2 separate regions of the Homo sapiens genome follow, and region 1 is linked to region 2. A link is an interaction called in ENCODE POLR2A ChIA-PET data of the cell type or tissue named here. Cell type or tissue: PC-3. All regions are shown on one strand. Each heading gives the region's core, and the rest is flanking DNA. Links, peaks and the distances in the headings are about the cores only.

The links. Peaks named below come from ENCODE experiments on the same cell type or tissue, not always from the same donor. Only the 100,000 strongest peaks of a DNase experiment are listed, where the experiment ranks them.
Region 1: POLR2A ChIA-PET joins it to region 2 with 8 read pairs; 2 of 35 experiments call an interaction of 5 or more read pairs at or near these places.

The regions. Positions count from the first base shown.
Region 1 is chr11:95,510,239-95,514,621 of GRCh38, forward strand. LOC105369440 (a long non-coding RNA gene) reads right to left here. Exons shown (of 3, transcript XR_001748336.2): 3 at 3,958-4,383. Among named protein-coding and RNA genes, the nearest start is that of FAM76B, 280 kb to the right of the region's middle. In PC-3, for the core only: no CTCF peak of the experiment used is centred there; a DNase peak (open chromatin) is centred at 2,603; H3K27me3 peaks cover 909 bases.
Region 2 is chr11:95,731,197-95,735,579 of GRCh38, forward strand. No RefSeq gene overlaps it. Among named protein-coding and RNA genes, the nearest start is that of FAM76B, 56 kb to the right of the region's middle. In PC-3, for the core only: no CTCF peak of the experiment used is centred there; no DNase peak of the experiment used is centred there; H3K27me3 peaks cover 2,651 bases.

The DNA.
Region 1 (4,383 bases), core at 230-4,229, 220 kb before region 2:
ATCTTTGGTGTTCTGAAATTGTAAAATACTGTGTGAATAATACTTTGTTTATCATGCTGGGCACTGTGCAACCTCTTTATATTTAAAGATACCCTCCCATCATCTTCAGGAAATTCTTTTTTATTTTGTTTTTGATCATTTCCCACCCTCTGTTATCTCTAAAATTGTAGTTAATAACATGTCAGATCTCCTAGGATTGATCTTTAATGCCTCTTATTTTTTTGTTTATATTTTCTTCCTAACTCCCCGTTGTTCTATTTTCTAGAAGCTTTCCTCAACTCAGCTTTGTACTCCATCTACTCTGAATATTCAATGTTGTCAGGGTATTTTTAATTTCTAAAACAATCCTTTTTGTTCTTCAATTATACTTTTTAAAAAATAAAACATTCTCTTCTTGTTTTATCCATGCCACAGATTCTTCAGTACTTCTGAGTACACTAAATTAATTATGTTCTGTAAGTTCTCTTCTATTCCCCAAGTTCTCTTTTTCCTCTAGGGAATAGCTGGTGTGCTTATCTTGGCATTTCTCTTTCTTATTGTAGGTTTTCCTCAAGTGTCTGGTGATTTTTGGTTGTCTCTCCAGACATCAAAATGAGCAATAAGCATACTGCCCAGGAGCTCTGTGTATGCCTGTAGGTGTGTCCACTGGTAGGTTTTCTCCAAGCTGAGTGCTATAGGACCTGTCTTGATGATGGGGAGCCCCAGGGAATGAATGAGGAGGGCCTTATGCTGGGTCACTAACACCCACATTGGCTACCCTAGTTCTTCCCCAAGCAGTATATTCTATTCCATTAGAGAACTCTCCAGTTATTTTGCTTATGGGCAAGGACCTGGATTTATATAGCATGTAGAGGTGAGAGAAAGGTGTGGCTAGGGCCAACTCTTTCTATATATACATCTTTGACTTCAGCTTACCTTTCTCCCACCTCCTTTTTGAATCCAGAGCCCTTCTTGATTTTACCAGGCAGGTCAGCTACTTCCTGTGCTGCAGTAACCTGCTCACATTCAAGCTTGAAGTTCCCACTTTTCAAGGTGGTGTCTTTCTCCCCTCTCCTTCATCACTTGACATTATTCCTTCCACCTTCTGAATTCTACACATTTATTAAAATCCCCCATGGCGCTCTCCTATTCATTTTGTTGTGTGAGGCTGTTTTGCTTTTTGAAAATATATCCTTTTAATAGGGTCTCTGAAAAAAAGAGGCAATAGACACATAGGAATATTCAGCAATCCAGAATGTGAATCACATAGATCTCCAGTTATTTCTCTTGTACACCTAGATGAGGTTAATGACTGGAAGGTTCTTTTACTCAGAAATGTATGATATCAACAAAGCTTGAAGTGATTGGACTCATCCTGGAATAGGTTACTTAAAAAAAAATTTCGTGATCATCCATGTCCTCTAAAATGCAGATCATAATAGCTGCCTTTGATGATTTTTATGAGAATTTAACGATAACATAAATGTATGAACTTGCCCAGCATAATACCTAGATCACAGAAAGAACTAAACTGTTATCAGTTCTTGCTCCTCTCCCTTGTCACCTGCGAAGTATGAGTGCTGGCTGAAATAACTCGATTGTCTTTTAAATTGAAGCATTTTATATCATCTCACCCCCACTCCTAGTAGCAGCTGAAGATCTCACATGCGCTTTGTATAGATTCTTACAGGGCGCTCTTCTAGGGATTTGAATGTTGGGGCTGCTGATTCCTTTTTGGTTATTGTAAGTTGTAGACTAAAGAAAATAGCTCACTCAATGGGTTTTGGTTATTGTAATTTCTTTCTTCTTCTTTATGATTATTATTAATATTACTATTATTTTGTCTCTACCACTTGAGCTCCAGTTAGGCAATGGAAGGAAATGCTCTCTCCAAATTTTGTGCAGTAAATGGATTTTGAAATCACTGGTTTTAGAAATTTCTTTTAATAGACTTCAATTAATTGCTTCATTTAGAAGGAGTTAGTAACCACTGAGTCCAAGTGATGAAAGAAGGAGCAATGATCTTGTGGTTCCAGAGGTAACTCCAGCCTGGAGGACACAGTGCTTAGCATCAGCTCATGAATCAAGAATGAACTCCATACTGTAACTAAGCCCAGAAACGTTATCCCGAGCCAGGGCTTAGTTGACACATGCTCTGGGCATCATTAGCTGGTTAGGTCTTGCAGAAATATGAGGATCATGGCCAGGCAGAGACCTTTCAAATGATTCATTTATTCCCAAAGCCATCTTTGGCTGAGGCTCCGCAGTGTAGGGAAGCAGTGTGATGGGTTAGGATGAGCGAAGCATAGGAATAGTGACCTCAACCTTACCCTTAGCTTTTGTTTCTTTAGGTGAATTACCTCATCTCTCTAAATCTTGGTTTCTTCATGTGAAAAAAGTGAGAAATAATATTTACCAGGTAGGACTGTGACAAAGATTGAATTTTAAAGTGCACAGCAGTGTGCTTAGCACATAGTAGATTCTCAGTATATATTAGTTGCTGCCCTGTTTACCCTGTACGTTTCTAGCTTTTCCTATAAGGAAACAAGACAATGATTACTAGACTAGCCAGGGCTGTCTGTGTAAACACTGAGGAGCCCAGGCGTTGTTTGGCTGGATCTCAGAAAAACTTGCACTGCTCACGACTGGTGACTCATGAAAATGATGGGCCTTGGAAGATAGGAGCACAAATTTAGAACTGGGAGAATTGTAAAGTGGATTAAAGCTATTTACAAAACAGTGGCATTGTGCAATCAATGATCTTTGAGTTTTAATTTCTGAACAAATACATAGGACCCAAAGTTTTGTTTAAGGCATTACGAAATCATAATTATTTTTCTTTGATCCCACAGAAATAGCAACTCTTTTCTTTTCTTTCTTTCTTTTTTTTTTAAGATTGAAGATTTTTCTTGACATTGAGGAGATGAGGAAAGAAAGCTTTCTCTGCATATTTAATTTACAGGGCATTTATCCCTTCTCTGGCTGATGACCTAAAACCAAACAAATCATTATAAAAACTAGAAGAAGGAAAAAAAAAAAGATAGCAGGTTTGTGAGAAAGGGTCTTTAAGCCTAGTTAGGGAAGACATCCAGAAGAGAATCGACTCAGACAAATACAAATACTAGAATTCGAAGGGCATAAGAACTGTGAGTGGCTGAACCATTTTCCCATCCCCTGCCAGGATGTCTGAGAGGAACTTTTCAAGATAAACAGGCCTAGTACCCCGAAGGGCATTTTTTGATGCTAATAGATTTCAAAGGCTGTTTTGAAGAGGTTGTGGGGCAGGACAGTACTCAGGCATATCCAAATTATTCTTTGCATTCTTAGCAAAGAAGTTGAGCAATTTTTTAAGTCAGTCTGCAGGAAGCTCAGAATGGGTATACTGATATATTTTAGAGGTTTTCAACTCACAATGCACTTTTCAGTTGCATGAAGAGTTCACCTACTGAGTTGATTCGAGAAGGAAAAAAGCCACATCCCCACTTACTCCCCATATTCCAAGTTGAAAACATGTCTCTTTTACTCACTTAACTCTGCAAATCTGAAAATCTGCTGCTGTGGATTAATTTGTTGGACTCAAGATTTTGCTCCCTGTGGAGATTCCAAATCTTGTCATGAGCCAGTTCACCATTTTTATTACAGTTTGCCTACTTTGAATGAGTATATTAAATTCTTACTTGACAGCCAGTTTTGATGACAGGCAAAAGATGGAAGAGAGAAGAGAATCCTTGCTCCACTGTGAGAAGGAACTTTCATGAAATGGAGAAATGCTGGCTATTCCCTTATGTAATGCATCATTTTATTGAGAGTCACCCTCAGTAAAGTCACCATTTTATTGAGAGTTCTATCCCCAGCCTTACTTTACACTTCAACTAGGATGTCTGATTTGAGTTACTAATAGAGAGGCACTGTAGGACAATGGTCAAGTCAGACCCTTTTGGATTCACATTCCAGGCTTATCTACTAGCTGTACCACCTTGAACAAGTTAATTGAATTTACTGAACCTCTGTTTCTTCATCTTTACAACAGGAATAGCAAAGGCTACCATATAGGATTATTGTGAGAATTTAATAAAACAATGTATGTCAGGTCTTTTGAGTAGTGCAAAAGACTTTTGGTACATAGCAAATACTCAAAAAATATTGACATCATCATCATTATTATCGTCATCACCATCATTATCATCTGGTCCCAGTAGGTATGAGCTGGGAGCAGAAATCATTTTTTACTGGTTAATCTATGACTTAGGTAATTTAAGTGTTTGTCACTAGCCTAGCCAGACTTAGTTCTGTTTCATCCTGAATCTTCACTTGTCCTTCCTGGAGCTATGAAAAATAAGCCACACATACTGCACCACCCTATTTGGCCTTGGGGATAGGATTAGACTAGTAGGAACACGTACA
Region 2 (4,383 bases), core at 118-4,117:
GACTCTCAAAACTTGAGAGGAGAGCGAAGAGAGAAAACAGGGTTGTGTCTTCTCTCCTCTTTACCTCTCTCCATCCTGCTTTCTATCCTCCTGTAAACTTGAGGCAGAAAGGAAGGAAAGGCAGAAGAGCCTACATCTCCTCTCCTGTACCTGCCCATGCTGAGGTTTCCATCTCTTTCCTATTGGTGTCCTCTCCTTTCCTGCTTAACATGGGCAGGCCTGCAATCCCTTCAGTGTGGCTAATATCCAAATATCTTTGGAACTCTTCTTGTTTTCTATTTACACTCAATTCCTTGTTGATCTCACCCAATCTGGTGGCCTTTAATAACATCTGTATACTAAATCTCCCAATACCCAACTGCCTAATCACCACCTTACTTGCATGCCCAGTAGGCTTCTCAAACTTACTATGTCCACAAAGCCTTCTCCACCTGCCATCTTCCCCTCTCAGCTAATGGCAATTCCATCTTTCTCGTTGATCAGACCAAAATTTAAAGTCACTTTTTTTTCCTCTCTTCCTCTCTTATCCCCATGTTCAATCTTTCTACAAATTTCATCAATTCTATTCAGACTTGTATCCTCTTCCTGCCATCTCTACTGCTGCCACCCTCATGTCAAACATCACTAGCTCTAGCCCAGATTATCCCAATGGTCTTCCAATGGATCTGCTCACAGTCTTTCTCAACACAGCAACCGGAGTGATCTTATTAAAACACATGTCAGACCAATTTATGCCTTATGATAGCCCATATGCCTTACATGATGTACTTCATTCCCTATTATATCTTTTGCTGCATCATATGCTACATCCCTCCTTGCTCACTCCACATCAAGTACAATCAAGTACCCTGATTTCCTCAGCAAACACTACAGTCATATGTTTGTTTGTTTGTTTGTTTTTAATTCAGCTATAATTCACATAAAATGGGCAAATCTTAAGTGCTAAGTTTGTAGTTTTGACAGTTCTATAGGCCCATGTAACCACCATCCATTTCAAGATAGAGAACAATATTCTGTCACCTCAGGTTCTTTTCCAGTCAATTCCAATTCATCCTTATACATAACTACAATTTTAATTTCTGTTACCCTAGATTCTCTTTGCCTGTTTTTAGACTTAATACAAATGTAATCAAATAGTATATATTATTTTATGTCTAGCTTTTTCTTACTTAACATAATCTTTTTGAGATTCGTTCATGTCATAGTATGTATTCATAGTTTTTCTTTTCTTTCAATTAATGACTAGTATTCCATGGTATGAATATATTACAGTTCATTTACCCATGGGGCTAATATGAACAAAGATGCTATGAACATAGTGTACAAGTTTTCGTGTAGACATACGTTTTTATTTCTCTTGGGTAAATACCAAGGATTGAGATTATTGGGCACGGGCTAAATGCATGTTTAACTTTATAAAGAAACTGTGCCTTCTGCTCTTTGCATTTGCTGTTCCCCTTACCTGGAATGTTCTTCCTCTAGGTATCTCATGGATAACTCCTTGGCTTTCTTGTCTTTGCCAAAAGTCACCTTCTCAATGAGCTCTACCCTATGTAATCCAACTCCATCCTCCACCTCAACCCTAGCACTCTCACTATTTCCAGATTTTCTCATAGCACTTTTCACCCTTTGGCATGCTATATAATAATGAATTATTATTTATTGATTTTTTTCTCCCACCAGAATGAAGGAAAAAGCTTTTTTTAAAAAATCTCTGCTGTGCATTAATAAGTCAACATTGCCTAGAACAGTGCCTGACACTTAAGTAGAAAGTCATAAATAATTGCTAAATGGAAGGAAAGAAGGAAAAAAGGAAGAAAGGAAGGAAGGAAGGGAGGGAGGGAGGGAAGGAGGGAAGGAGGGAAGGAGGGAGGGAGGGAGGGGCCAAGAGGCAATGAATGTCTGGGGTGTCTCTCAGAATGCCAGGTCATAGCTGCTCTGTGGAACTTCTCAGGTCTCCAAAGCTCCAGAGTTAGTGTCCAATTGTTCCTAGTGAATTTCAGCACTCACTCTTGTCCCAAGTGTGCTATCTGTGGGCTTTCCAACCTGTGCCTCTTTAGCACATGCAAGGTGTTCTCTTATGTAAAAAGCCTCTGTATTTTGACATGGAGTTACTAAAATATCTCTTCCATCAGAAGTTAATCTGCTTGGCTTCTGCTTTAGTGTGTCTAGATATGCCTATCTGGTCTCCCCTTGCTCCTCCTCGAAACACACACCACCCAATTATGAAGGGAGTTTCAAGCTTCTTTCCGTGTCCCATAAGCAGCACTCAAACCCAAACCCCACCCCTCCTCCATTTCCTCAGACCCTGAAGGTGTTCATATGCTCTGTTTCCAGAATTCCTCCAGCTGAATAGATTCATGGCTTGTGGTTTTGTTTTTTTTTTTTTCAAAGCATTTACTACATAGAAGTAGCTATTATTTACTACATAATCTGGCAGAAAATTCTAGAAAGCTACATTTCTTTTGCCCTCTAATACAAGCCCTCACTAATAGAACGGCAAAACTGGGATTGCTATTTACTTATTAAGTCTTCTTCCTTTGAGAAAATCAGAAAGAAGTAATGGGCATGTGTGGGGGCAGGAGCTATTTGAGAACTCACTATTCTTTCCACTCAGTTTTGCTGTGACCTTGAAACTACTCTAAAAAAAAGATAAGTTTATTAATAAAAAAAAAAAAAAGGAGTCACGATAGCTCTGCCTTAAAGATAACAGTGAATTCATGTTAAAATCACTGCCCATACATTTTCCTACTGGTCCACTAAAGTAAATGTGAACTCATTCAGAGTTTAAGCCAATTCTCTCATCAAGTAAGTCAATGTTTATTACAGTTTAACAGTGCTGCTTGTCTCAGCAGTCTTAAAGTGATTATATCAGTGCCTGTTTTGGTCAGGGTATAGCCAGGAAAATGCAATTTACTTTAAGTATTTACAACGGAGGATACATAATACAGGAAGTTGGTTCCACAGATGATAAAGGAGCCGAGAAGCCAAATGAAACGGTGAGAGGAAACCCTTAGCAACACCAGGGAACCACTCCTCTCCCTGGGCTGCCTAGATAAAGGGAGACAGCAAAGTTACTAGAGTCCAGGTGTCAGGGTTACTCAGCAGAAGCCAGTTTCAAGGCAGGCCTGTCAGACAGGAGCTAGTGCCATGGAAAATATACAACCTAGCCAGAGATAACACCAAAAATATATAATTAAAGAGAAATTCCCTGGTACCTTCATTTCTGTCACCGCTCAGTCTGCTGCAGGTCTTCCCACTGGCCACACACAGTCTGAAGCCCACTGACACATAAGCCTGGGAAACAGCCTACAGGTATCAGCCCTTCAAGCAGGGGAACAGCAAGGAATAGATCTGAGGCAGCAATCAGCACTGTGGCAAACTAGAATAAACACACAGAGCAGAATTTGAAAAACGTTCAAAAATTTCTATCAGAGTAGATGATTCTCTGTATGGTGCTATTTCAGAACATTTCAAAATACATGTATTAGCATAAGGAAAGGTTAATGGCTTATGCTCTATTAGGTTCAGAGAGAGAAAGAAAGAGAGAGAGAGAGAGAAAGGAAGGAAGGAAAGAAGGAGGGAAGGAAGGAAGGTAGAAAGGAAGGAAGGAAGGAAGGAAAAGAGAGAAAGAGAAAGAAAGAAAGAGGGAGGAAGGGAAGAAGGGAGGAAGGGAGGGAAGAAGGCAGGAAGGGAGGAAGGAAGGTAGGAGAGAAAGGAAAGAAAGAAAGAAAGAAAGAAAGAAAGAAAGAAAGAAAGAAAGAAAGAAAGAAGAAAGAAAAAAGAAAGAAGATTAATTTACTTAATGGTAAACATTATTAAAATAAATATTCAAGCAAAGCTTGAAAAAGGGAGTCTTGTTTAATTCCATCCCACCACAATCCTATTCTCTCACCCTCCTATGGCACAGAGATTAGTGGTAGTGAAGTGGAGAAAGGAGGTTAGAAGTTTCCATGTTATTTCTGGCTATTTCAGTTGCAGCATAGAAAAAAAAAAAAAACACTAACAGTAATAGTTCAGATCTTATCTTGATACTAATCTTGATGATTTGTGTATTTTTAAAGACATGAAACCTGTAAATATAATTGGGAGGTAAAGTTTCTTTTTCTTCTATTTGACATCATAAAGTTATTTTAACAAAAAGAAAATTTAGTCTAAAAAAAGATTGTGCTCCTAAATTCAAGTGTTCGTCTACTTCTTAAGTCTATAATTTACTAGGCACAATGTTGTGACAAGACTAACAATTAGATCATTGTTGCATAAGCGCTATGATAACTTCATGGGCAGTAGAGAGTGCCCAGGGTTTTGGTTCTAAGACATGAGTCTTAGTACCACCGGGAGTACTTTTCTGGCTGTGTATCTTTGGACAAACAACTTGACGAC